2 separate regions of the Homo sapiens genome follow, and region 2 is linked to region 1. The links are chromatin loops, found by intact Hi-C in ENCODE. Cell type or tissue: ovary. All regions are shown on one strand. Each heading gives the region's core, and the rest is flanking DNA. Links, peaks and the distances in the headings are about the cores only.

The links. Hi-C counts contacts between places; a loop is a spot of excess contacts. Peaks named below come from ENCODE experiments on the same cell type or tissue, not always from the same donor. Only the 100,000 strongest peaks of a DNase experiment are listed, where the experiment ranks them.
Region 2: it touches region 1 in a loop (2.6-fold over the local background); 7 of 110 quality-filtered maps call a loop at or near these places.

Annotation. Positions count from the first base shown.
Region 1 is chr2:42,053,467-42,068,702 of GRCh38, reverse strand. It overlaps PKDCC (protein kinase domain containing, cytoplasmic), which reads right to left. Exons shown (of 7, transcript NM_138370.3): 3 at 14,396-14,667; 4 at 13,683-13,762; 5 at 13,310-13,417; 6 at 11,309-11,482; 7 at 10,186-11,100. The coding sequence ends at 11,015. Among named protein-coding and RNA genes, the nearest start is that of PKDCC, 13 kb to the right of the region's middle. RefSeq lists enhancers at 8,550-8,619, 10,110-10,610, 14,478-15,192, 15,193-15,236. In ovary, for the core only: no CTCF peak of the experiment used is centred there; DNase peaks (open chromatin) are centred at 6,362, 7,512, 7,912 and 8,640; H3K27ac peaks cover 3,986 bases.
Region 2 is chr2:41,954,580-41,971,490 of GRCh38, reverse strand. No RefSeq gene overlaps it. Among named protein-coding and RNA genes, the nearest start is that of LINC02898, 9.2 kb to the right of the region's middle. RefSeq lists silencers at 3,208-3,502, 15,649-15,728, 15,739-15,788 and enhancers at 4,350-4,399, 4,510-4,569, 2,831-8,608. In ovary, for the core only: no CTCF peak of the experiment used is centred there; DNase peaks (open chromatin) are centred at 4,830, 5,860, 7,510, 7,600 and 2 weaker places; H3K27ac peaks cover 4,068 bases.

The DNA of each region.
Region 1 (15,236 bases), core at 3,901-11,900:
TGCATGGAGAAGGGAGGGACGCTTCACTGTACAGAAGCTAAAATGACTAAGTGGTGAGCCTCAGCTCATTCGTTTATTGATTGGTGATTAATTCATTGATCAGTGCACAAGCTCCTATAAGACCATGCTGATGCAGTTTTCCAATGCCCCCAGGGCAGCAGAGATGTCACGTCAACCTCATGGCACCAGATGGTCCTTGGTGTGCTGGGGACTGGGGATGATGGTTAGTCCTGGGGTGTCTGTTGCACCTTACTGCAAGTCCAGGGGCCAATATCCAGGGATCCGAGAACAGTGGGAAATCTGTGTGGCAAAGCCCTAGGGTCACTGCAGGGAAAAGGATCATTTTCTGGAAGTGGAGGTTGCCTGAAGCCTTTCATGAGAGATCAGAAGCAGACGCCAGCATAGAGGCAGATAGGATCCCTCCGTGGCGGAGATGCCAAAGATGCTCCCAACGATGAGAGGGGGAGGGAGACAGGGGAAGTGGAGCTGGAGCAGAAGAGGTGGCCACCTTTTAAGGTCAGTCCTCTGAAGCTGGCCAGTGTGCCAGACAGGGCAGTGGTATTGGAATAAACAGTGACGAACACACTGACTGCTGAAGTCAGATTGACAGCAAACTGGAAACAGAGCCTAGGACTGGCTGGCACCATCTGACAACTGAGAAGGGCTTAAGGATGAAATTGGTCATATTTGAACACCATCAAATTCATTCCTCACAGCCACACTAAATGTAAGCGACAGACAGAGAAATGAATTAATAACAAAAATGTCTCCAGCTTTCATGTTCTGGCAGGAGAAATGCTTCCAAGGAGGGACAGATTCACAAGCCTTCCTAATTCTGAGGACCAATGTTCTTCATCACCCTCGTCGCATGGTCGGGAGTGGTGCAGGGCTCGCCAAGGAAGAAGGGACGGAAGGACATGGAGAAGGTTTGGTTGTCTGAGTGCTAAGAAATCAGGCAGCTGGTTATAACTTCAGAAATGGGTCTCGTGCCAGAGGTCATAAAATCACTGCCAGCCGGTTGAATCCAGCTTTTAGACATTTTCTGTTTGGCCCACAAATGTCTTTTTATTTCATTTTAATTTTGAATTTGAACAAGTAGCCAAAGTGTACAAATCAGGAGAGTCACAAAAAATTCCAGCTTTCTTGAAATACCTATGCAAATCACGCCTAAGTTCTCCAGGTGGCCTTAGGCACCACTGATCCCTTCCCTGCTGGCTCTATAGTCATTTGTGATTCCAGCTCCTGTAGTAGGCCATCAAACACTTGTTAGGCATCAAAGAATTAGTGGGGCTGACTTTCCAACAGTCCAGGATAAATAAAGGTTATATAACAAAATGGGAGATTTTGGTCCCATTTTAGGCAGAAAGATCGAACTTCTTTTTTAAGACGTTGAAAGACAATATAAATAAAACCATTTGTATTAACCAGACAAAATCATGACACAGCCGGGCGCAGTGGCTCATGCTTGTAATCCCAGCAAGGATTTTGGGAGGCCAAGGCGGGTGGATCACCTGAAGTCAGGAGTTCAAGACCACCATGACTAATATGGTGAAATCCCATCTCTACTAAAAATACAAAATTAGCCGGGCGTGATGGCGCATGCCTATAATCCTAGCTACTTGGGAGGCTGAGGCAGGAGAATCCCTTGAACCTGGGAGGTGGAGGTTGCAGTGAGCTGAGATTACGCCATTGCACTCCAGCCTGGGCAACAAGAGTGAAACTCCATCTCAAAAAAAAAAAAAAAAAAAAAAAAAATCACAACACATATAAAAGGTTTGGCAATAAAGAAAAATACCTTTGTCAAAAACAAGAAATGGGGAAAGGCTTCCCTATTTAACAAATGGCGCTGGGAAAACTGGCTAGCCATATGTAGAAAGCTGAAACTGGATCTCTTCCTTACACCTTATACAAAAATTAATTCAAGATGGATTAAAGACTTAAATGTTAGACCTAAAACCATAAAAACCCTAGAAGAAAACCTAGGCATTACCATTCGGGACATAGGCATGGGCAAGGACTTCATGTCTAAAACACCAAAAGCAATGGCAACAAAAGCCAAATTGACAAATGGGATCTAATTAAACTAAAGAGCTTCTGCACAGCAAAAGAAACTACCATCAGAGCGAACAGGCACCCTATGGAATGGGAGAAAATTTTTGCAATCTACTCATCTGACAAAGGGCTAATATCCAGAATCTACAAAGAACCTCAAACAAATTTACAAGAAGAAAACAAACAACCCCATCAAAAAGTGGGCAAAGGGTATGAACAGACACTTCTCAAAAGAAGACATTTATGCAGCCAACAGACACATGAAAAAATGCTCATCATCACTGGCCATCAGAGAAATGCAAATCAAAACCACAATGAGATATCAGCTCACACCAGTTAGAATGGCGATCATTAAAAAGTCAGGAAACAACATGTGCTGGAGAGGATGTGGAAAAATAGGAACACTTTTACACTGTTGGTGGGACTGTAAACTAGTTCAACCATTGTGGAAGACAGTGTGGCGATTCCTCAGGGATCTAGAACTAGAAATACCATTTTACCCAGCCATCCCATTACTGGGTATATACCCAAAGGAATATAAATCATGCTGCTATAAAGACACATGCACACGTATGTTTATTGCGGCACTACTCACAATAGCCAAGACTTGGAACCAACCCAAATGTCCAACAATGATAGACTGGATTAAGAAAATGTGGCACATACACACCATGGAATACTATGCAGCCATAAAAAATGATGAGTTCAGGTCCTTCGTAGGGACATGGATGAAGCTGGAAACCATCATTCTCAGCAACTATCACAAGGACAAAAAACCGAACACCGCATGTTCTCACTCATAGGTGGGAATTGAACAATGAGAACACTTGGACACAGGAAGGGGAACATTACACACTGGGGCCTGCTGTGGGGTGGGGGGAGGGGGGAAGGATAGCATTAGGAGATATACCTAATGTAAATGACAAGTTAATGGGTGCAGCACACCAACATGGCACATGTATACATATGTAACAAACCTGCACATCGTGCTCATGTACCCTAGAACTTAAAGTATAATAAAATATATATATAAAAGAAAAATACCTTTGTCATCCTTGCAAAATTACTGGTTTTTGTGTATTTCCTTCCAGTCTCTTCCACTATTTTTTTTGAGATGGGCGGCGGGGGGGGGGCTCTCTTTTTTTTTTTTTTTTTTTTTTTTTTTTTGAGATGGAGTCTCACTCTGTCACCCAGACTGGACTGCAGATCACTGAAACCTCCGCTTCCCTGGTTCAAGTGATTCTCAAGTCTCAGCCTCCTGAGTAGCTGGGATTACAGGCACACGCCACCATGCCCAGCTAATTTTTTTTGTATTTTTCGTAGAGACAGGGTTTCACCATGTTGGCCAGGCTGGTCTGGAACGCCTGGCCTCAAGTGACCCGCCAGCCTCAGCCACCCAAATGCTGGGATTATAGGTGTGAGCCACCGTGCCCAGCCTCCAAATTTATTCTTACATAGTTGAATATATGGGTTGCATACTGCTTTTTCATTTAACAGTATAATTTATACATTTTCTCATATTGCCAAACAGTTCTCATTTTTGTTATTCTAAATAATGTTGCAAGGAGCATCTGTGTGCATCTGAATCTTTTCATATTTTGAATTATTTGCTAAGAATATATTTTCAGAAGCAGCATGAATGGATTACATAAAGACTTGAGCATTAAAGAGTTAACCTGTAAGTTCCTAACCCGAAAGTACCCTGTAGAAATCTCTTCATCTCAGCACATTGTTGGAGAGCCTATAGGAAAAAAAAGGTCACTTCAGCATATGTGATAGGATTGTGGGTAATTTCTAAAAAAATTCGGCATGCGAAGTCCATTCCGGGTATAGCACTATCTTGAGACCCAAGTCAAATAGTACTAAATGTGCTAAGCAGAGGTCTGTGTTTAAAGAAGAAATTCATTTGCTCTTAATAACTGCAGAATGCTGCATAGCTCAACGATGGAGTCAGAAGACTCCGCACGGCATCAAAGCCTGCTTCAATAAGATACGGGAGGCCAAGGTACAAGATAATCTGTCTTTCTCAATTAAAGTAGCTTTGTGCCCTAAGTGCAATAGTCATTTCTTAGAACAATGGTTGCCTTTAAAACTTTTTATTGATGGCAGAATAAAAGGACTAAACAAAACCAGAGTGTTTAAAGGTAATCTATATCCCATATACAACCCAAAGAGCGGTGTAAACAAGGTGATATGTCATAAAATGAAATGTGATACAGATAACCTTACTATTATCTTCTGCACAAGTTCAGATGAATTACAGTGCCTGAAATCTCCAAGCAATGGAAAGTAAGGCACACTGTATGTTTTGTTTTTGTTTTGTATCCCCTCTCTGCACCCCCTGCCACCCCCCAGTCCAGCCTGCTGCCAATAAATAAGAAGATTGACATCATGGAAGCATAGGACAAAATGAGAGCCTTTTCTTGAGACTGACCCTCGTGCTGAAGAACCGAAGGCACCAGAGGGGTCTCTGGGAAATGGTGCGAGAGTTTAGTTTCCATGCCAGGCAAGCTGACAGAACCTCTCAGGGCAGGATTACGGGTGCTTGAGAAAACTCCACCTCCTGTGGAAAGGCAGCCTGTCTTTGGTAAGGAGAAATCATGCTTCCCTAATCTACTAGAGCTTTGTGAAGGGTCAGAATAAGTGTGCGGATAAGGGGGAAACAGGAGACACAATCTCCTTACACTTTCAAGCGTCCTCTGACAGGTGCCACACCAAAGCATGTTAAAGGAGTTGAGTCACCATGGGAATGGAGAGAATGTTGGAAACAAATAGGGAACTGGCTTAGAGATAAGGAATAAAGAGTAAGGATAAACAAGTCTTTATCTGGATGGAAAAATGTGAACTGTGGGGCTCCTGCTGGGGAATTGATGCTCCTGGGGGGACCAAGTTAACTGGCCCTTAATGATTTGAGATGTGACTATCAAGCCCTTTTGCTTTCACAAGTCACATGTGGAAATCATCCCCATCGCCATAGAGTCATGGATCATATATCACCTTGAATTGTGACATCTCCAGTGACTTAGTGGGCTCCTGAAAGGCAGAGCATGGTTGATATTTCTGGATTCATTACAGTGACTAGCATCCAAGAAATATTTTGTGGCTTGATCTGTTGAGAGAAGAATGAGTGTACATTGAAATCTTCTGGCTTGCCAATGACCTTGAGCTCTTCCAAGTAGGCAAATACCAGCAAAGGGCTGTGAGATGCAGGAAGATACAGAGGGCTCAAGAATGGCTGAACATGTTCCCCATGGACAAGGGCAGGTTGAGTAAAGCATTTGAATTGCAGTTTTTCTTTTTTTTTTTTTTTGAGATTGAGTTTTGCTCTTTTTGCCCAGGCTGGAGTGCAATGGCAGGATCTCAGCTCACTGCAACCTCCGCCTCCAGGGTTCAAGTGATTCTCCTGACTCAGCCTCCCGAGTAGCTGGGAGTACAGGTGCCTGCCACCATGCCCAGTTAATTTTGTATTTTAGTAGACTTGGGGTTTCATCATGTTGGCCAGGCTGGTCTCGAACTCCTGAACTCAAGTGATCTGCCCGCCTCGGCCTCCCAAAGTGCTCGGTTTACAGGCGTGAGCCACCGCACCCAGCCTGAACTTTGTTTTTATGGATGTGTAAAGAGAATACATGTAAATACATCATATATATCAGTTTAGAAAATAATAGTGAATACATCATATATACCAGTTTAGAAAATAATAGTATAAGCTGCACCTTTGAGGATGAGAGATTTGAAGCTCTCAGTGACAGCCCAAGGAAAGATTTTGGGTCACTATAATCCAGTGCTTCTCAACCTGTTTTCCATTATTATCCCCCACCCCCACCAAGTACTTTTTTTAACCTACCTTTCCCCCAGTTGCCACCACCTTCCATGAAATTTTAATAGCATGGAATATTGCATTTCTGTTTATGTCCTGTGGCCCTTTGCAGGGCCATAAACCATTGTGATATCTAAGACTTTCCATCTCCCAAGAACCAAGTGTTGTCTCCTTGGGAATGATGGTAGCTCTGTTGAGAATGCATGCTGTAAGGGACTTTCTGCAGGATTGGGCCCAAAAGTGTGACTTCATTCAAACAACAACAAATTGCTGAATATCTAAGGATGGAACTGGGAACAAAAAAGTCATCTCTTGCCTTCCCCTCAAGCCAAACAAAATCCCAAAGATGTGAGGTGAGATGGGGTGCTCCTGACCAGCTCTTAGGTGAGCACATTGAGTTCCTTAGCCCTCTGCCTTCAAGTTGAGTTTGGCCAATGGGGAGCTCAGCAGGAGACTGGGGGAGTGAGGACGGAATGTGTGGTGAGAGTATATGTCCCACCTTGTGGGGTCACCCTGTCTGGTGGTGTCCTTTGGTCACTTCTTCAAGTGCCAACTCTACATGACTCCTGGGTTCTTCTTCCAGGTTCTGAGTTCTGGTAATAGCTCCCACTCCCTTCCTTTGGTGGGGGATAGAGATGGAAATAGCTTGGCTGCCACTGGCTCAGGTCATAGCTATCCTTTGGACCTACACATTTGTAAATGGGTCTTATGCACACTGTGCTCTCTGTTTCCTGTTGGGGCCTTGAATGATAGAGGGAAAAGTTCTTTTTTCTGCATCCTAGGAGAGGCTTTCTGGAGCTGGAATGAGGCCAGAGGGCCTAGGGCTGGGTAGGATGGGCCAGGACAACAAGTCGTTAAAATGCTGAGAAAAGGAGACTGACAGGGCCCTTGACTGGAATGAGAGTGGGAGAAGGAACTTCCCCCAAACACAGTTGTAGGGATCCTCTAGAGCTTAAGAGGCAATTATTAGAAATATCTTGGTCTATCTCCTTCCCGTAGGTGGGAATGATGTGGCACTTTGTCTACCTCAGGGGGTAGCCTTGGCTGGGGTTCACGGAGAGGTGAACAGAGAAACATAAAAGTTCTTCACATAGACCTCAAAGGGGTCCTTTAAGGTCAGGGTCCTTGGGACATCCTCACTTTTGTGGATGATCCAGGGGAGGTGGCAGGTGTGAGTGGATCATTGCTCCTATGGGTTTAGGGCAATAACTGGGTGTGCTTCTGGGTGGAGGGAAAGGAACACAGGCTTTTGGGGGCAACAGCCTAGGCTTGGATCCCTGCTCTTCACCCCTCTGGGCCATCACCCACCTCTCAGAGTTGCCGTAAGGATTAAATGAGAAAGTGCACAGAAAGTCACGCAGGCCTGGCCTGCAGCCAGCTACAGCCCTGCCCCTCTTCCTAGTCAACTGAGTAGTCTCATGCTCAGAGTCCAAGTCTCCTTTCCTGGCTCTGCCCTCAGGAGCAGGGACAACCAAGTCTTACATGCTTCGGGCTCCAGAAGCCACAGAGTGAAAGCAAGAAGCTGTTGTCATGGATGGGGGGTGGGTGGGCACATTATCCTGAGGCCTCCTAATCCCATTTTCTGCTTTCATGTTAATCCTCTTCCTCCTTCTGTCTACCACACACTGAACTCCCAGGGCACTGACCCAGAGAGCCGGGCCCCACCTCCCGCAGTTGAAGGCCCTATTCCCTATGGTGGGAGGGCGGGGTGGGGCGGGGGCTGCAGAGTCAAGGGGTGGGCAGTCCAGCTCGTGCCTTCGTCCTCCGCAGTTGACCTGGATGTTCTTCCAGGCCAGGCCATGGATAACACTGAGGGCTTAGCTCGCTAATAAATAATAACAATGACAGCATCAGCCAGTATTTCCTAAGCATGTACCGTTTGCTGACCCTGGCTAAGGCAGGATTTTATTCAGTTTCCGTAAGGCTGCTGTGAAGCAGATTATCCATCTGAAATTTGCAGATGAGGAAATGGAGGCTCAGGGAGGTTGTCATGAACCAGATCACACTGAGCAAAAAGCAGAACTGTCTGGGACTCCTGCCCAGCTTTGGCTGGCTCCAGAGCCTCACGGGGAACCACTAGGTCATACTGCCCTCCTGCATTGCTTCCTCAATTCAGGAACACAACTGGGGGATCCTTTCCCCAATTCAGAAAAGGATCCCTTCCCAATCCCCACCCTTGCCTTCCCTCCTCTGGCGCATGTCACCTGAGGCTTCAGTTGGGTGAATATATTTTTTCTGTTCACTACACCCGGGTATCACTAGCATTGCAGTGGAGTAGGAAGAACGTGGCTTGGTGGGTGGAAGGGGAGGTGGCGTTGTGTTTCTGGCTGAAACAGGTGGCTCTCTGTGAAAGGTCATCTGGGAGAGGAATGATTTTGCTTCAGGCTTTCCTTTACCTCCCCTTTCTTTCTGGCACTCCATCCCTTCTCCATTCCCAGTTGCAAATGCCCTTCTCTTGACTCTGCAGGACTGAATCTGGCCATTTTTGCCCCCAGAAATAGGTTCTGGGACAAGGCTCACTCACTAAGGAAGGAGCCGTCCACCATCCCCTTCAGCCACTGTGTGTCAGTCTTTCTAAAAAGATGTTATGCCTTGCGGGACCTCCATTTCGGTTTGTTACACACTCACAGGAAGGAGGCGCTTCCCTAACTCTAGCTTACACTCTTCCTGCTGCAATGGGTCCCTTCTCGGAGGCAGCACTCCGTACTACCGGACAGAGCGCAGGCTTGGAGGGAGGCTGGATTAGAATGCTTGCTGAAACACTTAGCAGCTGTTACCTGGGCTTCAGTTTTCTGGGCTAGAATTGGAATAATTTTGTACCTTGCTGAGGCCAGAGCCTGGTCCTCTGGAAGTATTATTTCCCTCTGTCCCTCTCCAGGGGCTGGTGAACCCCTCGTCTGGAAATCTCTCAAAGCCAGGAAGGCAGTACTTGGTTCACTTTGGTCTTTTTCCCCAGAGTCCTGTGGTTCCTGAGCCCTGCGGGCCTCTCTCCTGGTTATTACTGGGTCCTTGGGTCCCTCTGGACTGTGCAGCCCTCGCAAACTTCCTGGCCCAGCCCCCTCCCCTCAGGTTCTCATCACTTCTGGCCCCGCCTTGTGCCTCCTTGGTGGATGCGGTTCCTCCGGCCCTCAGAGCCCCACAGGCCATATGACTGTTGGAGGGTAATAGAGGATTGTGTAAAGTCCAGTACTGGATTGCGTGGGGTGGGCTATGCATGTTGCATGGAGTGAGTTCAGCTAGGGAAGGAGGCCCGAGGGTGATGGAAGCTGAGGTCCTCCTTCGAGGGTTAAGGATGGTCTGAGGGTGGTGAGCATGGCAGGATTTGGCTGCATTGTCATGGTGTGAGGCTTTGTGGAGGCTCTGCCTCTCCCCTCCACCCACAATCCCACAATCAACAAGCCCAACACCAGAGGCAAGATGTGGGGTGTGTGGGCTGGGGATGGCAGTGGTGAGCTGCAACCCTGAGGGTCAGAGCGGCGACTATGACTAGGGCTGCAGAGCAAATACGGCTCCTCAGTCACCTCGAACTACAGGGACATCTTGTTATGTGACAAATTACACCAACCACGTCTGTTGAGGAGAAATCAGGTTAAAGTTTGGTTATTCTTTTTAAAGCCTCCAAAGGTTTGTGCCCATCCAGAATATTCTAAAAGTAGAATGGTGTATAGGAGAGAAGATATGGGTTTCAAGTCAGAAGCCCTGCATTCATGGCGGAGCTCTCTGGCCTCCGTGTGATCCTAAACCCGCAGGTTCTTGTTTTTGCTCTGGACTTCGATATAGCCCAGCTAGACCTTCCCTCCTAAAATTGACAAAGTGGAAGCTGGTCTTTCCACAGACCCTCCTTTCTTCTGAATGTTCATATATTTCATGTTCAGGGAAAGACTCAGAAAAGCTTAGTGCCCATGACCTTGTGGTGGGCCCAGGCCAGGTCCAACCCTGGGCAGAGGTAAAGCTGACCCACCTGCAGGTTGTTCGGGTGCTCCTTGTGACCCCTTCATGGCTGACATCTCACCATGAGGACATTATTCCACTGGGTTAGGGCTTCATACATAAGAAGCCGGTCTGTAAAAATGAGAACTTCCTTGGGGGAAAAGGGAGTCCCCATGTCTTTTTTGGGGACACGATGTGGAAGACCCAGCAGGAGGTGGGCACCATGGGTGGGAGCAGGGCCTGAAAACACTTTGTGATGACTTCAGGGTTTGCTGCTGAGATTTCACTCATCTTCCCCTGTGACACATGCATCCCCACAAACATATACCAAGGATATAACTGAGGACCAAGAAGTCACAACCTAAGAAACTGTCATTAGGGAAGAGTTTGCTGTGAAACATCATTTTATTAACTAATTTTATTTTATTTTTTACAAAAATAAACAATTTAACCAACAAGAAGTACAAAAGATTCTGGATATTCAAACTCGAGGAAGGGGGAAAGCCTGGTTTTGGCTGCTTTGAGGCTTTCATTGAAAGCAAATGAGGCAGAAAGGCCCCGGCCCCACCCCCGCCCCAGGTCCTGGCTCAAACCACACCTGCTCCCTGACCCCAGTCTTGGCTCATGCTGAGGTGTGCACCTCTGCCCCTGACCCCTGGGCTGGCCTGGGAGTGTCCCCTGTCGGGAGGTCAGAGATAGCCTCCCCAGGTACAGAATCACCCACATCCTGGAGCATCTCCCGCCAAGTCTCCTGTCCAGACCTAAGCTGAGAGAACACTCCACGATGGATTGTCCCCACGCAGCCCCCACCGCCTGCTGTGGCATGTGCAGCAGCAGCAGCAGGGGCTTTAGCTACATTCTCACACTATTGAACACAGTGATGGGGCTGCCCACGGAACCGTCCCAGGGAGGGGCACAGCCCCCAGTGGGGAGACTAGCCTGAGCTTGCTTACAGCCCACAGGGTTGGAGAGGCAGTCATACCCCCATGATTCCTGGACTAGGAGCCAGCAGTCCCATAGCTAGGCTGGTAAACTCACATTTTAACATTTGGCATTATTGCACGTTTGTCCTGGTCACATCTGTCTGTCTGGGATGTTAGCTTTGTCTGCAGGGGTTCCCAGGTGACATGCAGTGCTGCCAGTGCAAGTCACTCCCTCCACAGGCAAGCCCAGCTGCTGAGGATAGTCAGCTGGTCAGCCGAGCCCTCAGATAGGTCAGCCAGAGGCCTTCACATATGTGGTCTTGTTGGGATCAGGGACCACTTGGCTCCATCCAGTCTTGAAAAAGACCAGCTGCCGACCTGGGGGGCAGAGGTGAGAGGTAACAGGGCTGGATGTTTCTCTTTCTGGAGGCAAGACCATTCTCCCTAATTTGACTGCCTTGAAGACACGTATACCTCTCTCTCATCACCTCAGCACCCCCTCTGACTTCCGATGGGGGATCACTATCTATCAACCTCCAGAGAGGTCCTGCCATCTCCCTTGGAAGGGCTTCTCCCACTGGCTCACCTGTCCAGGTGGTCTGGTTGGTGACCACAAAGGCCCGACACTGGGCATGGCTCTCACAGACATCCACAGCCTCAGCCAGGTTGAACACTGAAAGGAGGCAGCTCCCGTGGTGGTAGGATGGCCAGCAGCGGTAGTCTTCCTGGGGGATGGTGCTGTCTGGGATACACTGGTACTCTGTGGGTTGGGGATGGAGTAAAATGAGAATTCTGTATGCCCAGGTTTGAGTGCCCAAGGATGTGTCACTTTCTGGAAAGGGCAGCAAGACTCATTTCCTAGGTGAAAGCTGAAGTCCAGCCCAGCCCTCTAGCACGCAGATGAAGGCAGCTACCACTGTTGAAACAGGGCTGACTGCTCAATAAAGACAAAGCACAGACTTGATTTTCAGGAGATACATATTTCCCAAATCTAAGGGCACATAGCTTGGTCAGGCAGTACAAGATAGCAGGCACATGAAAGGGGTACAGACATATACAGGGACACATGGAGTCCCAGCTGTCTAGGCTAATTGCTGAGGCCAGGACATTTTAGACAGTTGGAGCCAGGCTTCTCAAACTTCAATGTGCATGTGAATTACCAAGGACTCTTGTTAAAATGCAGATTCTTTTTCTTTTCTTTTTTTTTCTTTTTTTTTTTGATGGGGTCTCACTCTGTTGCCTAGACTAGAGTGCAGTGACACAATCATAGCTTACTACAGCCTTGAAATCCTGGGCTCAAGGGATCCTCCCATCTCAGCCTCCCGAAGTGCTGGGATTACAGGTGTAAGCCACCATGCCCAACCAAATGAAGATTCTGATTCTGTAGGTCTGGGGTAGAACTGAGAATCTGTACTTCTAACCAGCATCCAGTGTGGCCTGCAAGGGTTCAGAGCAACCCTCATTCACATTTTCTCCTGGCCTTGGGGAGAGAAGTTAGGCAAGTTCCTCAGAAGGGCCTGGGATGGAAGGGAGTCGGGGTTTTTGAAGTTAAGAGGCATGCAAATGGACTAAAATGCAAAAAATCCATGGCTAGAGTGGGGAGGGGGCTGGAGGGAAAATCTGAGATCTCATTCTACAGAGAGAGCCTCAGAAGCTCTGAAAACTCACAATCAGTGAGCTCCTCAGCTGCTGGCCTCTTGTTTGCTCCTGTCTTTCCCACTGCCTGGAGAGCCCCAGCTCTGGACTGATAATGCAGAAGCCCTGGGCCTCTGGCCACCCCACCCTCCTGCCTCCTTCTACCAGGGACTAGACCAAAGTCCAGGGCTGACTGTGATTTACAGCCCCATAAACAGCATCCTCAGGGACAGAGCCAGCCATTGTTCACCTCGTTAAACTTTATTTACAGGGCTAACAGGGCTCCCCCACCCCTAAGACTAGCCAGAACTCCTTGAATATGAAACCTGCTCACCCCTCAACCCCTGCCAACCCCAGCTAAACCCCAGGGCTTCAGCAGAAGGACCACAGCCTGAAACCAGTGGCCAGAATTCTCCCCCTGCCCTGGGGCTTCTTGGCTGGTTTCAGTGTGTGCCTTCCCTAACATGCAGTGCCCTTCTAGCCCCGGGAGGTTAGAGGAAGGAAAGGGAAGCAAACATATACTGCGTTCCAGCTGTGTCATAGGAACTGCACTAATTGCTTTCACACATTTCACCTGACATTTAATTCCCATAAGAATTTGGTGAGGTGGGTAATAGTGAACCCAATTCACAGATGAGGAAAGTGAGGTTCAAGGGGTAACTTGCTCAAAGTCATATAGCCAGTACATGATAGGGTTTGGAGCCATCCAGAGTAGGGGTATCAGTGCCCAACCCCAGGTTGAAGGCAGAATTATAGTTGCTCTAGCTCAGCTAGAGATGGAACCTCAAATTAGTCCATGTCAGCCCCTCCATGATTCTATGTGAGCCCCTACAGTGGCCTTTGGAGACAAGGGTCCCCAGAGAAAGGGTGAGCCACTTAGCCTAATTGGGCGGGGTCATTCACCCTCCCACCTGTTTCTTGCTTCCCTGTGGATCAGCTTGGGGCCACTCACCGGTACTGCTGCTTGCCGTGGAGTTCTGCAGATACTGCCCGCTCCGGTACAGGTGCAGCACCTTCTCCAGCTGGGCCAGGGTCTCGTCCACCCCCCAGGCGAGCTCTCCTGCAGAGTGCAGTGTGGCTAAGACAGGATGCCTGGGGCTCCCACTCCTCCCTGAAGTCAGCAGCCAGCTGCTCCCACCTCTGCCTCCAGAGCCTGTGCCCCAGTGAACAGAGGGCGGGGGAGCGGGGAGGTTGCGGCAGAATGCCACCTTAGGAAGTGATGGTTTCTAGAACCCCTGCTGCCCTGGGTTATTTTTCTCCCCACTTTTGCTGGCGGGTGGGGGTGGGGTAGGTGCCTGGAAGCAGATGGGCCCTGGAGAGCTCACCTGTGGCGTTGACGATGCTGTCCAGCAGAGGACGCAGTGAAGGCGGGGCACTGTGAGGCAGGAGGTATGTGAAGAAAAACCTGTGGCAGAGGGAAACCAGTGGCTCAGGAATCCAGCCTTTGGAGACACATCCTTCCTCTATTCCAACCTGGGGCAGAACGCTAACCTGGCCAGGGAGCCGGATCCCTCAGGCCTAGCAACCAGGCAGAACGCAGTGAAGTCTACTCAGCCTCGGGGGAGGGTTCTGGGCACATGCTAACACCACACCTAACTTCATACTAACCGAAACCAGGGGCCTGCTTCCCAACCCTTCCCAGGACTTGCCCACCTCCCAGCCCCACATTATCCCCTGACTGACTCCCGGTGTCGGAGCAGCCCCATGGCTGGGGCCCAGTGAGGAATTTCCCAGAGCACAAGGGCCTGGGTGGGAAGGGAAAAGTGCCAGTTCCACCAGCCCTAGGCTCCGAGTCCAACACTATTTTAAGAAGCCTCCAGCTGCCACCCCCTAACCCGGATTCTCCTTGGAGCTGTCTATTTTTAGCCTCTCCATCAGAGGCCTGAATGTTCCCTTCTGGACAGGGTAGAAGCCTTCCCTTGCTCTGGTCAAGGCTGAGTCTCCCTGCCCAGCTGGCCTCCACGTTGGCTCTCTTCCTGCCATGCCCTCCTGGCCCATTCTCCTTCGATGGAGTTCCCGAGTCAGGGGTGGAGGTCACCTGTAGGCATTATAGAGGTTCCGCTTCTCGTTCATGCCCTCGCACCAGCCCTGGGCTGAGCAGGGCAGGGTGAAGTTCCTGGCCGGAAACTCGAGTATGCAGTCGGTGCTGCCTGCACACGGCGTCTCCTCCACACGTGCGTCATCCAGGTCCGTCACTTTGAGCTCCCCATCCACCAGCACAAACTGCCGAGGGCGGAAGTCCAGCAGAGTGACGGAGCCCAGTGGGGAGTGGGCCAGGTGGTGGAGGAGGCGGCCCAGGCTCAGGCAGATCTGAGGGGCACAAGAAAAGACTGCTCACTGCTTTTCTCCTGGGTTGGGGGTCTGTGGGACTCGAGGGCACCCTCCTCTTGGAATCTGAACTTTGCTTGTGGGGGTTGGCACTTCTCTTCTATAGGCCCCAGGGCTCCACAAAGGCCAAGGTCAGCAGCCTTAGAGAGGAGGCCAGTGATTTTCTATTAACTCTCGGCTGGCCTGACCCTGGAAATGATATGGAGTGGGTGGGAAACTGCAGCAGCGAGGGTCTGGGGATAATGCATCTCTTCCCTGAAGTTGCATCCTGAATGTTGTTTTAGTTCAGTGTATGGAAATATCGGGAGGGTCAGGATGGTATTAAGGTCTTTCCTAGTTCTAGGACACTGGCCCTCCTGCAGTCAGGCTGAGTGTGAGTGTGTGAGTGCTCCCCTCTTTAAGGTGCCAGCCCCCACAAGCTGGTGTGTACACGCGCACAAGGAGGGGTGAGGAGGGCAAGAGCACAGCATGTCGGGATCCTTTAAGTCTTGCTTCTTTTTTGAACCCTTTGGCCGGTGGCTGAGTCAGCCTGTGCGCCTTCCTCCCCTCCC
Region 2 (16,911 bases), core at 4,162-12,161, 97 kb after region 1:
TCACTTAACAATCTGTGAAGAAATCAGTGCATTCCCATCTCTTCCCCTGGATTCAACCAGGGCTCACCAGTATGGGTTGTAACCACATCTGTGTGATTTGCTGGCACTGGGCAGAGGGGTGGTGCGGGGTGGGGGTTGTGTGCTTCAAGTTAAACTTTTCTAGACTAATAAACTGTTCCTTCCATTACAACTCGACTCCCCTCACCTTCCCCTGCCGGCCCCCCAGGACAGCCCCCGGCCCCCTTCCAGTCTTCCTCTCTCTTTCACTGAGGCTGACATCACACTCACATTTTCCAAAAATTCCCCAAATTACCCAGTCTTCTTAGCTCCTGCTGTCGTCTGGAATTACACATCCCACACACTGCTCTCACTGTCATTCCCTCCCGCCCTCACCCCCGAGTACTGGGCCTCCCTGTTTCTAGCTCCTGGTGGGCCCCACTTCCCACTGGCTTCCCTCAGCTTGGCCTGGGCAGTGAAGCAGCAGAGTGGGTCCAGCCCATTCAGGAGCTCTTCTCACCAGGCCCAGCAAGGAGAAGGATGGTGGAAGTAATTCAGGCTGTGGGCAGGTGTGTGTGTGAGGGGGTGGGTGCTTTGAAAGGCCCTGTGATATGGAGAGGGGCCAGACCCTTCTGAAGCCCCAGTCAGTGGGATCGGTCATCCCATTGTGCAGTGGGAAAAGCACAGGGTTTGGAGTCAGAAGACCCGGGTTCAGGTTCTGGTCTTGTCACTCGTGGGCGCTGTGCTCTTGTGCCAGTCCCTTCCCCGGTCCCCCTGAGCCTCAATGTTCTCCCCTGTGTGTTTTTCATAAAAGACCACAGCAGTATTTCCAGTCCCACATGCTCTTCCAGAACCTTGTCACTTTCCATTGAGAGGTGGAGGCCATGTCCCCTTCCCTTGAATCTGGACAGGTCTTTGTGACTGCCTTAACAAATAAATGCATCAGAGGTGACTTCATGTGACCGCCTAGGCTAGGTTACAAAACGCATGTGGCTTCCGCTGGCATGCTCTCTCTTTCACCCCCACGCCAGAACTGGAAATTGCCCGCCATACTGTGAGGAAGCCCAGGCCATGCAGAGAGGGTATATGTAGGTTCTGGCTGAGGGTCCCAGCTCAAGTCTCAGCCGACAACCAGTATCAATGGCCAGACACATGAGAGTCATCAGATGATTCTGGCCCTCAGTCTTCTACTGGCCCAGCTGGTGCTGAACCGAGGAGGGAGAAGGGGCTTCCCCACTGAGCCCTGCTCAAATTGCAGATTTGTGAGCAAAACAAATGTTACTGTCTTAAGGCACTACTTTTTGGGGGGGTGGTTTGTTCCACAGCTCCAGATGTCTAGAACAGGATCATGACAGTAATACTAGGCTTATAATAATTGTGAGGGCTAATTGAAGATATCCATGTGGAGCCCTATAAGGCACTATATGGCAGTCTAACACATTGTCATCATCGTTGCCGTCAAAGCACTTCGGTGTCCCAAGACATCAACGTGTATGTCTATAAATGTGGCAAAATGGGCTAGATGCTCCCCACATATCACTTCATTTAATCCTTACAATTTTCCTGTGGGCCATGACCTCCTCCTCTCTTCTCTAATCTGGCTCAGGCAGGACTGAATTGGTTATTGTAATAATTAAATTAAGGTTGGTACTATTATTTTCACCAGTTTGCAAATGGAAAAACAGAGACGCGGTTAGTTTAAATTCAGGTGGAATGGGAATTTGAATCCCGGTCTGGCTTACTGCTGCATTTATACTCCTCTTTCTCCAGGAGCCAGGGTTGGGGCTGTAGCCTAAAGAAAATGGTGACATGAGGGCATCTCAGCAGGTCCCGACCTGAGAAAATACTTCCGTTTACTCTATTTAATTTTATTTTGAGGCTGGGCATGGTGGCTCACACCTGTAATCCCAGCACTTTGGGAGGCTGCAGTGGGTGGATCACCTGAGGTCAGGAGTTCAAAACCAGCCTGACCAACATGGCGAAACCCTGTCTCTACTAAAAATGCAACAATTGGCTAGGGGTGGTGGCACATGCCTGTAATCCCAGCTACTTGGGAGGCTGAGGGAGGAGAATCACTTGAACCCAGGATGCAGAGGTTGCAGTGAGCCAAGATTGCTCCACTGCACTACAGCCTGGGCTACGAGAGCGAAACTCCCTCTCAAAAAAAAAAAAAAGAAAATTATTTTGACAAACACTTACTGAGCACTTATAATGAGACAATATGTTACGTAGGCCCTGGATGCATAAGGCAATGACCCCTTCTTTGAGGAGCTCATAGTTTTGGGGTGGTGGGGAAAACGGATACTTTCTAACTATGTAACCTTAGATAAGCTATTCAGAATCTCCAAGTCTCAGATTTGTCATCTGTAAAATGGGGATAATTATAGTACCTACGTCAGAGGGTTGTTGTAAGAATTACATAAATATGCCAGGCATGGTGGCTCACACTTGTAATCCTAGCACTTTGGGAGGCTGAGGTGGGAGGATCATGGGGTCAGGAACTCGAGACTAGCCTGACCAACATGGTGAAACCCCGTCTCTACTAAAAATACAAAAATTAGCCGGGCATGGTGGCACACACCTGGAATCCCAGCTACTCGGAAGGCTGAGGCAGGAGAATCGCTTGAACCTGGGAAGCAGAGGTTGCAGTGAGCCGAGATCACGCCATTGCACATTGCACTCCAGCCTGGGTGACAGAATGAGACTCCACCTCAAAAAAAAAAAAAAAAAAAAAAGAATTACATAATATACTCTATTTAAAGCGTGGTGTGCGCTGAAAGTGCAGGTATAGAAACAAAGATTTGCAATGTACTGAGATATATGTCAAAATAAAGGGGGACAAAGTATGATGGAAGGAGAGAAGAGTAATTAATTTGTCCTAGAGGGAAGAGGGGGTAGCAGAGAAGAGGTGAATTTTGTCCTGAGATTTCAAAGGCAAGCAGAAATAGCAGATCGTCTGTGGAAAGACAGAATTTAGTGTGTCTGGAAAACAGAGCAGACTGTGGTGGCTGGAGCACAAGGCTGAAGGTGAGAGTTGAGGCAGCTTGGGAAGGGGCTGTGGTGCATCAGGTTGCAGGGCAGGACTCAGGCAAGAGTCTCCCAGCCAGGCTTAGAGATGAGGCTTTAACTTGCAAATGCCCAGGAGGAGGACTCCAGGCTCTATGGTGCAAAATGCTTGGCAGAATAGGGCTCAGAGGGGAGGTTGGTGCCTAAAGAGATACTTTCACCCCTCTCAAAAATCTGCTCCGGGTGGGCCCTACTACTTAGTTCCTCAAGGAATTTCAGTGAAGCCAGATCATCAGAATCTGCACTTGCCAATAAACCAGCAGTTCCCCTTGCTCGGAAATATCCCAGAAATCTCATCCATCGCTGACCAATGAATGTCTGCTTGGGGAAATTCAAAGTCCTTAGGGTCAACAACGTGCTTCCTAGCTGGTGCGTCTGATCCCAGAAAGAAGTCTCCACAGGAGTCTTGGGCAGGCTCTGGGCTCTGTGTGTGCAAACAGCTGCTTTGGTTTAAATATTAATAATGCAAAATGAAATGTGTGGGGTGCCCGGCGCACCAGAGCCCAGCCAGTGTGCGTTGATCTAATGTCCTCTGCACTTGGGTTTGGAAAAATGTGGTCAGTGAATTTAATATAATTTTTGGCAAAGGGAAGATGACAGTTAACTTCTCTCCCCAGTCTCGCTAATGTGGGTTTTCTCCCTGAAAAGCAGAGGACGGAGAGTGGTTTCTCCCAGGGTGCCAGCAGGCCTGCTGCCCAGATTCTGTCATGGCCCCTCGGCTCTGCCACCTTGACACTGGCAGAGGGCTTTGGGGGCCACAGAGCATCCCACGGAGGGGGAATTGGAGAAGTAGCTAGACTTGTTCAGGACCCAGCAGGGCCTGGGTGGGGCTGAAATCCTAGTTCCTGCTGGCTCGGGCTCCTCCCTCCAGAACATTCTCTCCCCATTTCGTGCCTGCTTCTTGGATTGCCCCTTCCTGCTGTTCATTAGCAGAGCTCATGGGGAGAATGTTGGTGCCACTGGGCTGTCTGTCACAGGGCTGCCGAGATTGGACAAATGAATCAAGGTCTCCACAGCCCTCATGTCAGACCCTAAGCGCTTTGCCTCCCTCAATCCCACTGCATTTTTTAACCCTGGGGAGGCTCTGACTTGGCTGCTGTGAACAGTTTCCCCTCCATTCCTCCTGCACCAGCCATCGCCACAGATTGTGGCCTCTTCCTCTTCTCCAACATCCCAGGCCCCGGAGTTTCTCTCGCCAAATGCCGCAAGTCTCAATTGGCTTCTTGAGAAGCTCATAAATGCTTGGTGACATCACGGTCCCCAAGTTGGGGAGCAAGAGTGCATCAGAGGCCAACATTTCTGAGGAGGAGAAGTCACAGGCTCTGGGATTGCCTAACAAAGGCACCCTGTGTGAGCGTGGTCACAGTACCACTGTTGCCGCCACCACAGAACTGGAACCGAGATGGCCAGGGCTTCCCCAAAGTCTGTCTCTGGTTTTATGCAACCCAGTAATGTTCCCCACTAAAGGCCTGAGCAGATCATCCTGCAGTGAGGGCCAGGAGGCCCTGCTGGTGCTCTTGCTGTGGCCCACTCTGGGGGGTCCCCCAGGCTGCTGGGAGAAAACAGTTACCCCAGGGCTCCTCAGGGGTAAGGAGTGGACAGGAGGCAACAGAGAAGCAGCCGTGCCCAGGGTGGGTGGAAGCTGCACGCACCCAGCTCTGGGGCTCCAGCTGTGCCCCAGGCTCCAGCTCTCCTACCCGCCCCCCTTGGCGTCCGGCCCTTGGGGAAGCTGAGAGAAAGTCTCGCCTGTTCTGGATGCCGCAGGCAGGATCGGCCACAGTGATCTCCTTCATGTGTCACCGCTGGCTGTAAGCGCTGTGTTTGGTTTGGCAAAACAGCTATTTAAATAGCAGTGAAATGTGTCACTGGAAAAAAAATTAGCTCATGTTTCCTTTGCCATTTCTTCATGATTTCCATTAAAAGTGTAACCAAGGGTAATAAATTAACAAGATCTGTAAAAGAGACCATAGGAAACCATGGATCCAGAATTCCCATAAACTTCTAACCCATGGAGCTAAAAAGCAAGGCTACTTGGGGGAAGGGGAATTGGATCACCCATACTTCAGTTTTCTTTGTGTCTGATTCCTACTCCTTGCCCCTCCCAGCCCCCCGAAATATGAAAGGAAAGCCTCCACTTCTTTCAGGGGTTACTGTGGTTATCAGGGGTAAAATTCTTCACTTGGAAACCCCAAAACCTGGGGGCATTGCTTGGCACTTCCTGTTTCATAAGAAAAGCAAGAAAAACCAAACAAAAATGCTACCTCCCTACCAAGATATAATCCTCTTTCTCCATGTTGTGTCTGACCCGGTCCTAACCAGAGTCCAGTTCTTGAATTCTCAACTCTCTGTGGCAATCAGCCCTTTTCCCAGGGTGCTTGATGCCAGATTGCAGCTCAGCGTTGCAGACAGGAACACTGAGGTCAAAGGAAAATGTTTGCCTTTGACACAAAATCCAGTATCAATGGATGGATGAGGAGCTGCAATCCTCACCAGTGCTGCCATCCCCACTCTCTCTCCTCTGTCTCCCATTTCTCTCTCTCTCCCCTTGTCTCCACAATACTTGTTGTGCTGGGCTGGCACACAGGATCACAGTAGGGACCTGAGAGTCTTTCTGCAGATAGTAGGGTAAAACAGCTGCCACCAAGGAAGGTGGCCCTGAGGAATGTGTTTGTTGTGACAGACAGTGGAGGAGCCAAGGGAGTGTAACTGTTCCTTGGCTCCCCATTGAGTGTGGGAGCAGTGCCTTACCCAAGGGTTGGGAGCATGGGGGATAGGACTGGAGGGCGTGTTAGTGTTGCACCCAAGACTGAGAAAGGGCAGACGGCCAGAAGAGTGTGCCCAGTGTTACACGCGGGGCTAGAGGAGTGGGGGAGAGGACTGGAGGACTGTGTTTAACACAATGCCCAGAGGCTGGGGGAGTAAGGAACAGGACTAGGAGTGTGTTTAGCATTATACCTAGAGGCTGGGGAGGTAGGGGTCATGATTGAGTGTATTCAGTGTCACACACAGAGACTAGGGAATGGGCGAGAAGACTGGGGGAGTGTGTTCAGTGTCACACAGGACTGGGGGAGGGGGACAGGACTGGGAGTGTGTTGAGTGTTACACCCAGGGGCTAGGGAAGTGGGGGACAGGATTGGAGAGTGTGTCAGTGCACCTGGGGTTTGAGGAGTAGAGGAGAGACCTGGGGGAGTGTGAGTGTCACACACAGGGCTTGGGGAGCAGAGGAGAGGATCAGGGTAAGTGTTCAGGGACTGCACTGGGGGAGTATGTTAGTGGACCACACAGAGTCAGGATAGAGGGTCTGGCAGGAGTGAAGGGAAGGCAAATGGAAACCAATTCATCTGTTTTTGCCTCTGGTTCTCTGTGGCTGTTATCACTCTGTTCTTCATGGTCTGTTGTCCCGCTGTCCTTCCTCAATTATCCCTTTCATGAACCTCTCAACCCACCTTTATTAGTTCAATGTGATGCATCCATTTGTCTCCTGTTAGGTGGAAGATGGCCTGAGAAAGGGGAGGTTTGTGCTGTTTTTGAAACCCCCGGTCATCCAAGCCCCAGGACATCCTCTCTTTCTGGATCCCAACTCCTCTTGCACAGGAGACCCTGGACTAAGACGGAGGTTTGTGCAGGCCATGTCTTGCTTTTTTTCCTAGAAGGCAGTGGTGTGGAATGTGGAGGCTCAGGAAACTCTTCATCATAATGAAATTAGAGAGGGATTTGAAATCAATGTCTTCCTCCACTGATTTCCATTGGCATCTCCTTCTTTTGCCCCCAGTTCCTGAACCTTTCATTCTGTCCTCACAAACACCATCCTCCATTGTCAGTTTTACCAGCCTCTTTTCCCTAGGAGTATCTGGCTTTGTTTGCTCATCTCTGTCTATGACACCCAAGGGACTAGCTCCTTGATAGGTCAAGGGTATGCAGCCCTCCCAAACTCCCTCTGGGATCTTGGACCCCAGAGGGAGCCCTTCCCTTTCAGCCCCAGGCTGAGGGCACTGCAGAGGCACCTGCTGTAATGAAAGAGAAACATCTGCTTGTTTTGTTTACATTTCATCCAGATGTTTGGGTGCCATATAGATGCAGCCTGTGGGTTGTCTGAATGCCGTGACTGGAAACTGAGCTTCCCTCTGCTTGGAGCAGGGAGGCAGAGAGGGAGGGACTTTGAACTGAGAAGGAAATGGGGCTGGACTCCAGACCCTGACTGGGGATGGGGTGGGGGAGGGGCAGGAAGGCGCGACAAGGAAGGTGGGGAGGATTGCAGCCCAGCAGTGGCAACAAGTGGAAGGAGATTGCTCATAAACATTGGATCTGTTTACAAAGCCACCAGTGGAGGCAAGCACTTGCCAAGCCTTGATTTTGAAAAACTGCCCTTTCTAGTGTTTTCTAGCACTTCCCAGATACCAAGTGAGGGCCTACACTGTGCTCTGCAGGCCTCTCCTACACCCCTGACCCACTGCTCTCTGCACATCCTGGTTCATGGTTGGGAAGCAAAGAAAAGCAGCTCCAGGGCCTCTAGCCCAGAGCCCAATTAACAATGCCTGGCAGTGAGCATAAATCACCACACTCCCCCTTTTCCTGGGCTCGGGGCTGGAAAGTATCAGAACTGTGCAAATACTTGGGATGTTTCTCTTTATTAGTGATAAAATATTGGACGTCAGCGTGCGCCATTTCATGCCCTGCCTCCGACAGTTGGAGCAGTAATTGTGATGAATAGGGGCCTAGGGGCAGGGCTGTAGGCGTTTAAGAAGGCTCTGCGGATTGAAAATATTAGGATTGATTAAAGGTCAAATACTTTATAAATTTATCAGTGCTAGATACATTCTCCCCAGGTGGGGGCTACCCTTCCAGGCAGTTTAAAAAAGAACTCAGTATGGTTGAACGCTCTCCTGCCCCTTCCCTCCTGTCCCACCGTATTTAACCTACAAAACTGATTCAACAAGCAGACATTTTCCTGTAATTTGTGTGCCCTTTTGCATGTCCTGCCAGGAGACAAGTTCAGCACGGACATCTTTGGGAGGAGTCTGCCCATTTCTCACTGGAGAAAAAAGAAAAACTTCCCTGGGATTGAATCGGTGGAGATAGAAGCTGGTTGAGGCTTCCAGGCTGCTCTGAGATGAGCACAGAGCTTCCCAGGGACATTATCAGAAATAGCTGTTACCCACCCAGGGAGCACACAGGGCAAAATGGGGGTCTGGGCTGATTCTGTCTTTCCCAAAAGGACTTTCTGATTTCCTGTTATTTGATAAAGAGATCTTTGTAACTCTTTGACTGCTAGCAAGCTCAGAGTAAAATTCTGTTTCATCACCACAGCAGACCTCTCCTGCCTCCTTATGATAAGGGTTGTCTACTGAACAAATGTTTATTGAAGCAGGAAGCATTCTAGTGCTGGGGATGAAGTAGGGAACAAAATAGATGAAAAGCCCTGCCCCATGGAGCTTATATTCAAGGGAGGAGAGAAAAAATAAAAACGTATAAATTGTATAGATATTACATAATAATCAATGCTAAGGAGAAAGATAAAGTAGAGGAGGATAGGGAGTAGGAGGGCAGTGAGAGGAGATTGACATTTCGGAAATGATCAAGGAGGGCCTGTCTGAGACCTGGAGGAGGTGAGGGAGTGAGCCAGACAGTTATTGGGAGGAAGAGTGTTTGTACACTTGTTTTAATTGTGCTAGCACCTAAGTATTTCAGTATTGGTTGTCCTCATCCTTTTCGGAATTTGGTGTGGTATAAATAAAAACATATGCAGAAAACGAATGAGGTAAAATAGAACCTGCTCAGTGAAAGAGATTTCCAACACCCTAGGCTAATGGTTTGCGTCAGAATCACCTGGAGGGCTTGTTAAAACAAAAATTGCTGGGCTCTACCTCTAGAGTGTCTAATTCAGTGGGAGTCTGAGAATTTGCAATTCTAGCAAGTTCCTAGGTGATGCTGTTGCTTCGCTGCTGATCCAGGGACCAAAATTTGACAACCACTGCCCTAAACCAACAGTGCATGCTCACAGGTGAGGCTTCCTGGGAGAAGAAAACTTGGAGAACAGTTTGGGAAGAAGAGTAAAGAGTAATTTTTCAGTCTCATTCTTTAAAAACAAGAAACAGTGGATATTAAATCAGACTGTGGGCCAAACTACAGGTGGGTGAGCAATGGGCCAGTTGGTTGAAGTTGAAGCTGACATTTCCTCTTCCTCCCTCCAACATCCTGGGCTGGGACAGAGAAAAAAGAGCCAGCAGAGAAAGGAAGAACACCTGTACCTGGGCAGGTGTGTTGGCCAGCTTAAGACTTGGGAACTGGAAGACAGGGAGGCAGAAGGTAGAGAAGTGTTCCTCCCCCTAGACCAAGCCTCAGGAAGCTCTGCAGGTAAGGGACACACACACACACACACACACACACACACACACACACACACACACACACATTTCTAAAGGCAGCTTTCCCCAAAGGCACTCAATGTAACACTGCTATCAAGGGATACCCATCGCTGTCACCAAAAAATGATTCTTTTGTGAAACATGTTTAGATCACACTGAGTTAAACAAATTTCTTTATTGCAGGACTTCTCAGGCCCTCTAATATGCAAAGTGCACTGTGAATCTCCCCAGATGAGGATCTAGTATCCAGTGTTTCATAAACTTTTTGACTACACAATCATCTTTACTTTCTCATTTTACAAGACCAGTGTACAATGGGATATGCTTTGGAAAACACTGCTCTTGGGATTAAGTGGTCTCCTTTAAACCACACTGATGGGCAAAATGATGAAACCCTCACGCAGCCAAGAACTCTGAAAGCATCTTTCAGCAGACATGCAATCAGTCCTTTGTTTTCTTAAAGATTCTAGTTGCATTAGAAGGGTTCCTAACTCTGCCCAGGGTTCAGCACCAGTCCTTAGGTCCGCATGAGTCTTGGAGGTAAAAGCGTGGACTCCTGAACCTTATGTATTCAACATGGACAGGACTAGAAGATGCCATCACTCCCATGGATATCCGAGTCTTGTTCAAATATACTCCCGCTGCACAGAATGTGTAGAAGTGTGTGTTGACTAGCTGGGCCTGCAGAATTGATTGAACAGGGCATGGGTACTTTACCGAATCTGAGCACCTGGCTCCAGTCTGTAAGCAGGGCCTGTAGCACTGAGAAGGGGAGGGGCATAGAGGCACAGCTGGGTCTGGAGAACAGCAGCCCTGATATTTACGACTATGATGGTCCTTCTCTAGTGGACCTGCTTTGGAACATAAATAAACTTAATAGGCTTCAAATAATTGTGACAACTGAGTTTAAACCCCAGACTGTGGTCTAGGGCAATGGATGTCTCTCTCCAGAAAGCATCATGCAGTCATCCTGATGCCAAAGAGACAATTTCAGTCTTGAGCATAGCGGCACCATTGACTTGTTGGTCTTTGGGCAAAGAGACTGGGGATGGGGAAGTGGCCTTGGGAGTGAACCAGAGGAAGGAGGTCCATTCTTGCAGAATGTTCCAGTGTCCCAGGCTGAGATATATTACTTACCTAGTCCAGCCTCCAACCTAATGGGATAGATTTCAGATCTGACTCCTTCTTTGTGGGGAAGGGTAAGCCCATCCCTTTCCCCCTTCCCAGCCATTTCTAGAAGCTATTGCTGAGACATGTAGAATTATAGCTTTGGTTCAAGGCACAGGCATATTTTGAACACTTTCTGTGTGTAAGACAACATATCATCTTGTAGGAAAGAAAGACACATCTCTCGTACAGAGCAAACTGGGATAAAGGGCCATCATATAGAGTTATAAAGAAAACGAAGGAGATAACATGGATTAGTTTCTGCTGAATAGGGATGGGACTTTCCAGGGGAGGGAGAGACCTAAACAAAGGCATAGAGATGAGGGAGTACCAGGAATGTTCAGAGAACAGTGTGGTCGAGTGAGAGAGCAAGCAGAAAAAACGTGTTGGAGCCAGAACTCGAAGAGTCTTTTCTTTCTTCCTGCAGGATTCGGATTTCATCAAAGAAGCACTAGGAAGCACAGTTTTATTTTATTTTTTTTTAAAGTTAATACATGCATGAAGTCTTCAAACAACACAAATTGTATATTCACTGAAAAGTGTTTCTCCTTCTCATCCCTGAGCCCTAGTCACTCAGTTCCCTTTCCAGAAGCAGCTGTTATTACCAGTTTCTTGTGCGTTCTTTCAAAGGTATTCCATATCTTTGTAAACATATATGAAAATATATCTCCCTGTTACTTTTTAAACACCAATATTAGTATATTATATACACCGTCCTGTACCTTGCACATTATACTTAACCATAAATCTTGGAGATTTTTAGGTGGAGTTCACTGCATTCTATAGTTGATGTAATAAGACTCTATTAACGGACATTTGGTGTTTCCAATCTTTTGCCCCTTCAAACAATGATGGAGTGAATACCTTTGTATGTACATCATTTTGTGCATGTATCTATAAATTCATAGAAGTGGAATTGCTTGATTAAAGGGTATTTGCATTATGATATAATAAACTTTACATGAAAAAATTTCATTCAGGGGATAATGGGACCAGGTCTGTTTTAGGAAGGTCCTTTTGGATGATGGGCAGGAGAAGAGGCAAGTTTGGAGAGTGCTGTGATTAAACCAGGTGAGACCGATAAGGGGAAATAGAGTGAAGGGCAAGGATGGGAGAGACACAAGTAATTGATCAGATGTTACTAATAACATGGCAGAGGAGAAATCAAAGACAGCTTGGATATGCAGAGCCCCACAACGGGGATAGACTAACTAAGAAATAGGAGGTGTAGCTTTTAACATTTTCTTAAAAAAAAAAAAAAGCAACAACAACGGAAATGTGTCTGCGTAGGTAGGAAAGCAGAAAGCGAAAACACCACCACCTCAGGACCTCTAGAGCAGAAAGGAGACTGGTACTCAAAAAAAGGGGACATCTCCTAATGTCCCCTGGGGATAAGTTGATCAGAACCAGTGTGGTTACAGACAAGCAAAAGGTTAAGAGCATGAACGTTAGAGTTTTTGAGTTTGGAAACACCTTATGAGTTGCATTAATCAGTTTAGGTTTTCAGCTGGAACCAGCAATCATCACATTTCAGTGGCTAACGCAATAGGTTATTTCTAGCTCATATCACCATCCAATGCAGGTTGATGAAGGGGCTCTGGTGAAAACAGTTGTTTAGAATCCTGTATTCTTCCATATTCAGGTTCTACCCTTTCTAGGCCCTCAGAATCCTCTCCATTCAGTCACTGAATAGGAAAAGAGAGAATCATGTATGGGCAGAAACTGGAAATAATGTATGTCACTTCTATCCACTTTCTATGGGTCAGAATTCAGTCAGATGGCTGCATCTAACTTCACAGGAGGGAAAGTGACATCTTGTTGTGTACCCAGGAGGAAAAAAAAGAAATGTCTGATGAACACCTAGCCAACTTCTGCTTCCAAAACTATGAGTCCTGGGCAAATTATTGAACATCTCAGAGGCTCAGTTTTCCCATCTGTAAAATGGGAATAATGATACTATTACCTCATAAGTAGGATTCTTGTGAGAATTAGTTTATGTATGTATGTCGTCCACTTAGCCTGCCGTAAGTAGATGAATGACCATTGTAGCAAATATGTGTACATATTCATAGCATGAGTTATTTGGTTGTGACCCTATGAGAGCAATTGTGGTGGTTTTCCCAGCCTTTCTCTGCCCACTCCAGGTCTATGCAGAGAGAGGAAAGTTCAGTCTGTTTATGACTGACCTACCCCATTCTGGTCCCAAAGTAGATTTATTTTCCTGAAATAAATCATTTGGTTTGGCTGACTCCATGGATCAAATGCATGAGATTATTTCCAAATCTCACTATGCCTGGTCCATGTAGACAGAGCCATAACCTCTGCCAGGCAGCTCTGCTCATAGCATATGCAGGCTGCAGAATGATTCTTGTTCATTCTTTCATGTTATTCCCACACTTCAGAAGTCTGGAGGGAAGCTGAATGTTTGCTGTTCTGGGATCATTTGAAGCCGGGCATGCAAAGAGTTCCGAGTCACTTTCAAGTCTGCCCGTAGGAAATCTTTCCTGGCAACCAGACAACTAGAATTAGTTATTAAAGGCATGTCAAATGAATAAAGACACCTCTGTGAGGAAAACCGCAAGAGCAGTCACTTTTTCTAATATGAATAGGAGGCTAATATCAAATCACCTTTAATTTTCCACTCTTTCTTTGCTCTTTCGATAGTAGGTCAAATCTAATAATACAGATACAGTGGAAAACCATTTCTGTTTTCATCTATCACAGTACATATGCCCATTGCAGATCGGTGTCTTAAAAACCAGGGTCTGGAATTTAAATGAGTACCTGCACACTGACAAGGCTGTTTCCTCCAGGAATGTTCTGCTGGGTGCCAAGCTTGTGTTGCCCTTATGGGCTGTGAGAAGCTAATCCATGAGACAGAATAAAGCATGGTCTTGTCTCTATACCGTACACCCCACAGAGCCCAGGACACAGCGTTTGCTGAAAGGCAAGGATGACCATGAAGACCTAGCCACCATGTTCCACAAGGACCAGGGGAGAAAAGCTGTGGGAAGGTATTTTGTAAACACAAGTCTGCTTTCCAGATATGAGTTCCCAAAGGCCTGGTGAACTCTCTTTTCCATGTGGCCTATATTTAGGGTCACTGTAGATAGATTTGTGGACAGGGGGAGCTGGTGACCAACAGGGAGTGCTGTTTAGTGGTTAGGAGACTCCAGAATCTGGAGCATTGCCTGGATTCAAACCCCGGTGCTGCTGTGTTTTGTTGTTATAATGGGCTAGCTGCTCTGTTTCTCTGGGCCTCAGTTGCCTCATCTATAGAATGGGGATAATAATATCTACCTCGTATGGTTGTTGCAAGGATTAAATGAAATAATTCTTATGAAGTACTTAGAACAAATGTGTGGCATCGAGTAAGCTCTCCATGAATGTTGACTATTTTCACTAGTGTTATCAGCAATAATATTAGAGTTACCAACAGGGAAAGGATCCCTGGGTGGATGGGTTGCACAAACTCAAACTATATGGACTTCATATAGAAGGGAATTTAGTTGTTTTAGGGAAACAAATTAGTTTCCCTCTCGGGTGTAGCCACCTTGAAAGCTCTTCTGTTGGGTAGACATGACTTCAGGTTTCATGGTAAGATGGGGGAACTGCCTCCACACAAAAGCCCTCCCAGGCAGGCAGTTTCATATTCTGGAAACAGAGTTTTTCATTGAAGATCAGAAATACAGAAACCATCTGTCATTATCGGTTCAGGCTGCTACAACAGAATACCATAAACTGGGTAGTTTAAACAACAAACACTTGTTTCTCACAGTTTTGGAAGCTGGAAAGTCTAAGATGAAGGCACCAGCAGATCTGGTATCTGGTGAGGGTCCTCTTCATGGAGAGAAGACAGATGGCTGTCTTTTCTCTGTGTCCTCACATGACTCTAGTCTCTTTCTCTTCTTGTAAGGTCATTAATGCCATCATGGGAGCTCTATCCTCATGACCTCATTTAAACTGAATCACCTCCCAAACGCCCCACCTCCTAATATCATCCTATTCCGAATTAGGGTTTCAACATATGAATTTCGGGGGATAGAAACGTGCAGTCCATAATACCGTTTAACTGACCACGCTTACTCCAGTCTTCTAGAAATTAACCCCTCATCAGCTGAGCTCCTCAACAGGTGGGCTCCCTGGATAAGTCTTATGTTATGAGTTTTATGTGTCTAAGAAATTTGCATGCCTTTTTCTTTAATTTTTAAAGGCTGAGGGGTCATTTTCCAGCATTTGCCCCTGGACCTAAGTGTAGGCCAACCTTGTGGCTTACTTGGCCCTGATCCTCACCTTCAGGGTAACCCTTCCTTCTCCCTGGTAGCCTCAGGCCAGGGCGTGGCTCTCCTGCTTCCTTTCCATTGACACTGAAGGTGGATCTTCCATGGATTTTGGATCCACACCATGTGGCTGCTCTGAGGTTTCTGGGTTTGTTCTGGGAGAACAGAGATTGGTTGTGCCTCATAGTGCCTCAATTTACAGGTATAAATCAGGGGACAGGCAAGAGACTGACATACTCTCTGCAGGCAGTTAGCAAAGTAAGATAAGGTAAAGTAGCCAGGGAATTCAAGACAGAACTCTTAGCCTTTTTTGTCCTTGTGGTCTCCATCTTTGATAGTTTTAGACGCAATCACTGTTTAACTAACCAATCAGTATTGTGGCCTCAATTTTGTGCATTAGTTTCTTGATCAAAATGTGAATTAAATGAGAACAAGTTAAGACTTTTTTTGCTTGTTTGTATTCTCTTCTTTTTTCAAAAAAGAGATCTATTTTAAGGTGGCTAATTTATCCATGTAGAACTCCAAATGAAAATGGCAATGGAAAACTTCACTTTGATACTGGGATAAGGCCATCTGTTTGAATGTTTGCCTTTGTGAATCAAAGCAAGCAGTTGATTGCATTTGATTGACTGGACTATTTTTTTTCTAACTACTTGTGGTGCTCTAGAAACACAGCCTAAGGCCTTTGGCAGAGGATGGAGCCTGTGCGTGCATATGTGTGCACGTGTGTGCATGTGTGTGTAGAGAGTGGCATGTGAAGAAGCACTGGTGAAACAGAGAATAAAAAAGCAGAAGTGCCTGAGTACCTGCTCTGTGCCAAGTGCTTTCTTGCATTTAGCCCTTGTAACAAACCAAGGAGACAGATATTATTAGCATTGCATATGAGGAAACTGAGGTTAAGGAAGGCAAAATAGTTTGTTGAAGCTCCAGTACCAAGTAAGAGGAAGAACTGTGGCTCCAAATCAGTCTGTCTGACTCAGAAGGTTGAGCTCTTTTCATTTTGAGGAGGGAGGTGGGAGAGAGAGAGGAAGAGAGCCAGAGGAGGTAGGAATATGGAGAGAAAAAGAATACCCCAGGGACAGGGTCTAAAAAATCAATACATAATGAAGCCTGAGCCATGGTGCTAACTCTGCCCCTGACTGTACATCTGACTTGCAGACACTTTATAAGTTGGCTCTCTCCTCCTCCCCACACCCCGTCCTTCCCATCCTCCCTTTCTCATTTTGCCTGGTGGAGGCCTGACCTGTCATGATGCTGCTGGAGTCCGGGTCTCCTCCATCTGTAACTGGGCTCTCACGGTGATGGTGGGGAGGCCAGGACCCTGCTTAGGGGCCACTGCCCGGGCAGGAGGAAACTCCCTCAGCCTCTGTCCTGAGCTGGGTCACCTGTGGAAGGGTGCCCAGGGCCCAAAGGTGAAGGAGGGCTGGCGCGGCTTCTTTGCCCAGGGCTGACCACTCCCAGCATCTCAGGCCAGCAGCCACCCAGCACCATCTGCCTCATTTCCTGTGCTTCCTCCTAGTGAGTGGCAGCTTGGACTCTTGGCTGCAGGCAGTTCTCCTGAACCGGTCACCAGGGCTCAGGATGAGCTATCCAGATGCATCTGTGACAATGTGGCTTTCATCTTCATCACAGTTGACCCCGTGGGAGGAAAGCCCCCTTTCTCCCACTTCAGCCCACATCTCTCTTCCCAGAACAGCAAACTGCCACCCAGGAGGGACTGCCGCTTCCCTGGTCGTGGGAAACTCTGCAGAACCTCCTCTCCTGAGCACTCCTGAGCGAAGAGCCAAGCCAGGGTAAGCCTGTGCATATAAGGCCTCAATTTTAGATTAGATTCCCAAATTTAATTTCCTATTCCTTAATTTAATTCTGCATTTTAGTTTTGTTTTTATTATTTACATGGGTTCCCTTTAATGATTCCAAATTGCTGCTGCCCTCTAGCAGAATTTTGTCTTATGTTAACTTCTTGAAAACTGATCAGCATTGGAGTTTATTCCACGCTGGGTTTAGTTATTTTCTGAAACGAAGCACAATTAAAT